Linked DNA regions of Mus musculus: region 2 is linked to region 1. The links are chromatin contacts, found by Hi-C or POLR2A ChIA-PET in ENCODE. All regions are on one chromosome and are shown on one strand. Each heading gives the region's core, a stretch centred on a gene start or an enhancer-like site at or near the end of the contact. The rest is flanking DNA. Distances are from core to core; before and after follow the strand shown.

Evidence for each region. A loop is a pair of places that touch in the nucleus more often than their neighbours do. ChIA-PET counts read pairs that join two places held with the same protein, here RNA polymerase II (POLR2A).
Region 2: a map of left cerebral cortex shows a loop between it and region 1 (2.1-fold over the local background). The contact joins the enhancer-like site here to the promoter of Spats2l in region 1. A Hi-C loop is called at or near these places in 1 of 37 maps with a recorded cell type or tissue (left cerebral cortex). POLR2A ChIA-PET finds 5 or more read pairs at or near these places in 1 of 5 experiments (embryonic stem cell).

What each region holds. Positions count from the first base shown.
Region 1 is chr1:57,773,577-57,776,276 of GRCm38, forward strand. Spats2l (spermatogenesis associated, serine-rich 2-like) reads left to right here and starts at 1,285. Exons shown (of 14, transcript NM_144882.4): 1 at 1,285-1,448.
Region 2 is chr1:57,823,645-57,826,362 of GRCm38, forward strand. All of the region lies in intron 2 of Spats2l (spermatogenesis associated, serine-rich 2-like), which reads left to right. Among named protein-coding and RNA genes, the nearest start is that of Spats2l, 50 kb to the left of the region's middle. Within about 2 kb of position 1,327, at least 1 of the 3 ENCODE cell types and tissues checked has a DNase peak (open chromatin) inside an H3K27ac peak, as active enhancers do; it is left cerebral cortex, where a contact is called at or near this core.

The sequences.
Region 1 (2,700 bases), core at 35-2,534:
CCAGACTGGGTTCAAATTCTTCCTCTAGTTACTAGTTGAAAACTTAGACAAGCTATTTAACTTTTTGTCTCCTTTCTTTATTTGCAAATAAGCGAAAAAAAAACATACCTACCCACTGAGTTTATCTGAAGGGTTGGATCAGATACTAAATAAAGCACACTCATTCACCAATCCAGCCTATGGGGTGGGAGAAAACTCCCAGTCAGGTAAGAAAATGAGTTATTTCCTTTCATCTCTTCTTTTAATCAGAGTGACCTTTGTCAACTGGGCTATGATGTATTGTAGATCCGAATGTTACCTGAAAGTGTAATTCGTTTCAAATAACGACTCCCTTAAATGGAATACAATTCCGCTGTTCTGAGCTTGAGAGGCGAAACCGACTGATTTGATATTTGTAGAGGGCTGAGAGCCAGGAAGCCCCCCACCCCACTCACCCAAGGAACAGTTACTGCTCAGAGAAAGGGCGGCTAGGAAGTTACCCTTCAAAAATAAACCTGAGAGCAGCCTGCATTTCCCTCTGCTGCCTCTGGAAGAGGTGTGCGATCTAAAGTGCGTCCATCATGAATAATGCTTGCCTTTCCTCTCCCAACTACTGCACTCCCAGGCAGAAACATCACCAGCCGCTGCCACTGGGTAGCTCAGGGCAGCTCAGTGGGTGATCACGCACGATTAGATGCCCGCGTGAGACCCGGAGTGAAGACGAGGAGCCAAAACACTTCAGCTCAGTCTGATTTCAAAGGTCGGGCTGAGCCCCCAGAGCTCATCCCAGGGCCTGATTTTCCGCGGCTTTTCCGAATAAGCTATCTTTGTTTACATTTGAGCTTGGCTCACTCCCAGAAAGCATTACTACCTTCTGTCCGGAGAAGCATCTCGCCTTTGCAGACGGTGCTGGGGCAGCAAAGTTCGTTTTCCTGGGTAGGGAAGAGCGATTCTCTTGCTCCTCACGCGGGTAGTACCCAGTGTTTGGACAGTAGTGGGCAGTTTAGGGTAGGTGGAGGTTTGGAGGGGAAGGGGAGAAGGTTGGTGCGGGGCAAGCCAATGAAGTGCTGAAGCTGTATGGGGGATTCTTCTAGAAAGTAGGGTGGGAAAGGAGCTAGGGAGGGCGTGTGGAGGGACAGGATCCGTGTCAGAACGTGCGTGTGAGCGGATACAAAACCCAGGGAGGCGTGATCGGCGGCGTGTGTGCAAGCCCGAGCGAGGGGCGCCGGCGGGGTGTGTGCTCCTGGTGAGTGACACGGAGGGGCGGGCGGCCGCCGGGAGGGGGCGGCTGCGCGGGCGGGAGTGTCCCTGCGTGGGGCTGGCGGCGCGGAGTTGAGGCAGTGAAGGAATCCAGCCTGCCCAGCGGCCCAGCGGCCCTACCGCCGCTTTCCCTCAGCTCGCTCTCCGCGCTGCAGGGGCCGCCAGCGCCGCGCCCCGGCCCGGGACAGAGCAGCCGCGCTCGCAACGAGGTAAGCCCGGGTCCCCGGGTCGGGCGGCTCACCAGGGCCTGCGTGGCCAGGGTGGGGGCGATCGACCAGCCGAGCGCCCGAAGGCCGCCTCCCGGGGCACTGGGTGTGGCCCGAGCTTGGCCGACCGGACGCGGAGGTCGCGGTCCTTGCCTTCCCCCGGCGGGTGGTGGGGACAGCGGCGGAACCGATCGCGGACTCGGCCTGCCCTGCTCCACGCGGGCGCCCCCCTGCGCTCCAGCTCCGCGCCGCCGATCTGCCTGCCCGGAGCGGGGCCGCAGGTCCCGAGCGCCCCGCACCCCTCGGCACCGGCGGGATCGGGTCCCAGCGTTCGCGTGCGCGCGTCGAGGGCGCGCAGGGCAGGCGGGAGGGGGCGCCCAGGCCGCCGGACCGAGCGATGTCATTGCAGGGTCTGGGCAGAAAAGCCCCCCGGAGCCCGCGGGCGCCGCGGACTGCAGCCCGGAGCGAGGGTCGTTTCTGAGTCGCGGAGACAACTTGAGTTTTGCGCATCTGGGGAGATAGCAGAGCTTCTGGCGCTCTGCTGGGAGTTCCGTGTTTACTGCGGACACCGGGGTGAAGGATCCAGCCTTCACCTGGACGGGAATGCGACGGAAACCTCCCATCCTTTCCTTCCTCCTTGCGAGTGGAGCCTTCCAGTGCGCAGTAGGGTCGGCATTTGTGAACTTGATGGGTTTTCGGCTCACAGCAGTCCTGGTTTTTAGCAGGTGCCAAGGTTGTGGAGACCTGACACACTCATTAAAGATTCTTTGTAGACAGCATTTTGCTTTGAGTGCAGCACAATCTCTATAGTGTGAGACTAGCGAAAAACCCTTGAACTTCAACCACAGCGCCGTCCTTTCCTTCCATAAAACACATGTAATATTTCACTTGCTTATTTAAAATACTAAAGTATCTGACCCCTTTGCAGCCCCGAAGATTTTAAAGGGGAGAGGGACACGGAAATTTTAGAATTTGTGCAGAGATAGAGTAAGGTCGTGCGGTCTTTATACCGTCATTCAATTTTGTTTTAGAGGAGCATTCATTGCTACTCAGACTCTGTTTCCAGAGAGTAAGCAAATGTGCAGTATGGCAGAGAAAAGAAAGGACAGGAAGTCAGAAATAGAAAAAGACTATTCAAGTAGTAGAAAAAAATATTTTGAAAGAACTCTTTAAAAAGTTGCCTTCTGGATAAAATATTTTATGAGCCTTATGAAATTGTGTTACTTAACCAGAAAGCACTGTTCTGGGAAGATGG
Region 2 (2,718 bases), core at 77-2,576, 50 kb after region 1:
CTCACCCAGTTTTTTTTCTTGGTAAGCGAGCATTTCTTATCTATGATGTTTTATTAGAATTCCATACCAGAAAGCGAAGCTCATTAAATATCTTCACGTGGCAGCCTTTCTGATGAGGGTCTAGGTAGCATAGTTCTGAAAGTGATAGCATGCAGCCAAGCCCACTGCACACACGCATTGCGTAGGTCTGTTTAAGGAGTAGTGATGGCATCACACACTGCCCTGAAGACGAGAGAGCAATGGCAACATCAAAGCGGATGAAGAAGCACCATAGCCTGAGACAGAAAATCCTCACATCACTTTCCATAAACCCAGAAGTAAAAATGGTTGCCAAAAAAAAAACGGTGTTAAGAATTACACGTTTTTAGCTTAGAAAGAGGGAAAAAAATAAATGATCACTAACATTACCTTTTTTCCCTCCCAAAGTATAGAAACGGTTTCCATTCTCTGAGGCTATGATGCCATGCTCTGAATGAGATGAAGTGAGGGAAATGGAATTATACAAGTGAATGATAAATTTGTTATCAACTGACTTAATAGAGATAAAAATCTGAAGACCTCTTGATAAAGAACTTGCAGAGCCTTAATAATCGTGAAATTGTCATCGTCTAGGATGTAGAAGAACTTTGTTATGATAAAAAAAAAACTGTTGCATCGTGCCCACCTTCACAGATGCCTAACTTCATGAGTTTCATCTTCAGTTTGGGTTGGGCTTCTCTCAGCCATGTACTTATCCGTCTGATCCGCCTCTCGGGAGAGACCACTGCAGCCCAAATGGCCCTTCTTCACACTAGCAATAGGACCGAGATGTGGGTTCTGCTGCAGTCTGTCACATGCCTGGCTGGCTAAGAGAACTGTTGAGAAGTAAGGCCACACCCACCATCATGAAAAGCTGTCCTGACACATGGGCACTGGCAGGAGTTTGGAGGGTCAGGCCCGAAGCTCTGCCTCTCCCTGTCTTTGGAGACAAGCAGGAGTTACAAAGACCAATGATTTCTGCCTTTACGGGGGGGTGGGGGGGATACATAGTGAAAAGAAAGCAATTATTCACATCATGTGCTTTTTGTTATTCTTGTCAAATGCCCATTTTCCTTAGTTGAAACAAGATTTGAAAAGACAACCCAGGATCAAATTCCCCTCTCCACGATTCAGCTCTCCCTAGTTAGGCGTCAAAACACAGTGGTATTTTATGTGGCAAGAACAAGAAAAGCTATTCTCATTTCACATCGACTGAATATAGCAACTAGGTTTAGATCAGTTTTCATATAAGTAGACCATCTGAATACTCTCTGTGAAACGTCTCTGGGGCTTGAAGTCTCCGCGGTTACTTTAGAGCATGGGTGGACGTCTCCTGGTATTTTGGAGATGTCATCCTGAAGGATGACAAACAAGGTCAATCCGTTTGTAGCTGAAGGCACCAAAACGCAGTTGCTTAACCGCTGACACAGAAACAACCCTGCCCTCACGTGGAGCAGTGTTGCTGTCAGTTGCCAAGCACTCCGGTGACACTGGTGTCCTGAGAGCCTCACAAAGCCCACTAAGCGAGTGAGCAGTGTGGTCTGGATTAAATCAGATCTGCCTCCAAGTGAAGCGGTGGCGATAGCCAGCAGGCCAGACGGCAGGTGTATTTTCTGCAGAACTCTATTTGGAAAGTAAGCTTTGGTCAGATGGAGACCATTTGCAGAGTAAGTCGCTGAAGAATCTAGCACACAGCATCTGAAAACTAACGTGTACAGGCACAGGCCCATTGTGTGACTGCACAATCGGGCTCTCAATGGGAAGGCCTGGGTCTCCTTAGCTGCAGCACACTTATGACCTAATGTTCTCAGTCCAGCTCAGCATTACCCAGTCAGGTTACCCCACAGATAAACCTCAAGCCAGAAAGTACTATGAAGGTCACATACAGGAACAAATCTGACTGAACTGACTCACAAATTTCCTCCTGGTCTTTATCTGGTGGGTGATTAGAATATTTGCTTACACTCAGAAACCCAGCACACAGTCAGTCATAGCACGCACACAAAGGGAATGGCCCTCCCACCCCCGCTTTCTAGGCAGAACAGCAAACCTTGAGAATGCGCCCCATCTCCTGTATTAAAGGCTTGATCTGTGGAAGGCAGGGCAAACTCGAAGCTTTTAAATAGGGACAAAGAAACATCAGCTCATACTGAGATTACTTGTCATAGAAAACCAGGATAAACACTTCCAGAACTCACTTTGGTTGGGGTTTTAGCCAAGGGTAGGATCATCTGGCATCTGAGACAGCCTCTGCCTTCATCCTTGGCTGGCTAGCAAACCCTTGTTGGGTCCGCTAGTGGATTCCCACGTCCACACTTTCTTCTTCACTTGATGCTTTATCTAGTAGGCTTCTGAGCCACGCTAATCAAACCAAACCTTTCTCTCCACAATGCGTATTGATTTCCATCTGATCTTTATAAAATATTGACCTGATTTTGCTTTTAACTTTAAATGTCCAGTGAATCCCTATTGTCCTAGAGCAAAACCAACCTGAGATTTCTCTGTTTCAGTTTCGCTCTACAGGATGAAACCAAATTCCGCTCTCTTCCAGTCACTGACTTTGTTGCCTGCTGTTCTCCAGCACGTTGGTGGCCATGGCAGTGATGGAAGCCAGGCTCTATCCCATCTCTGTCCATAGGTCTGCTCTTGAACAAGGTGTTTCGGAATGAGTCTCCCCTGGAATGTCCTCCCCCTTTCCTT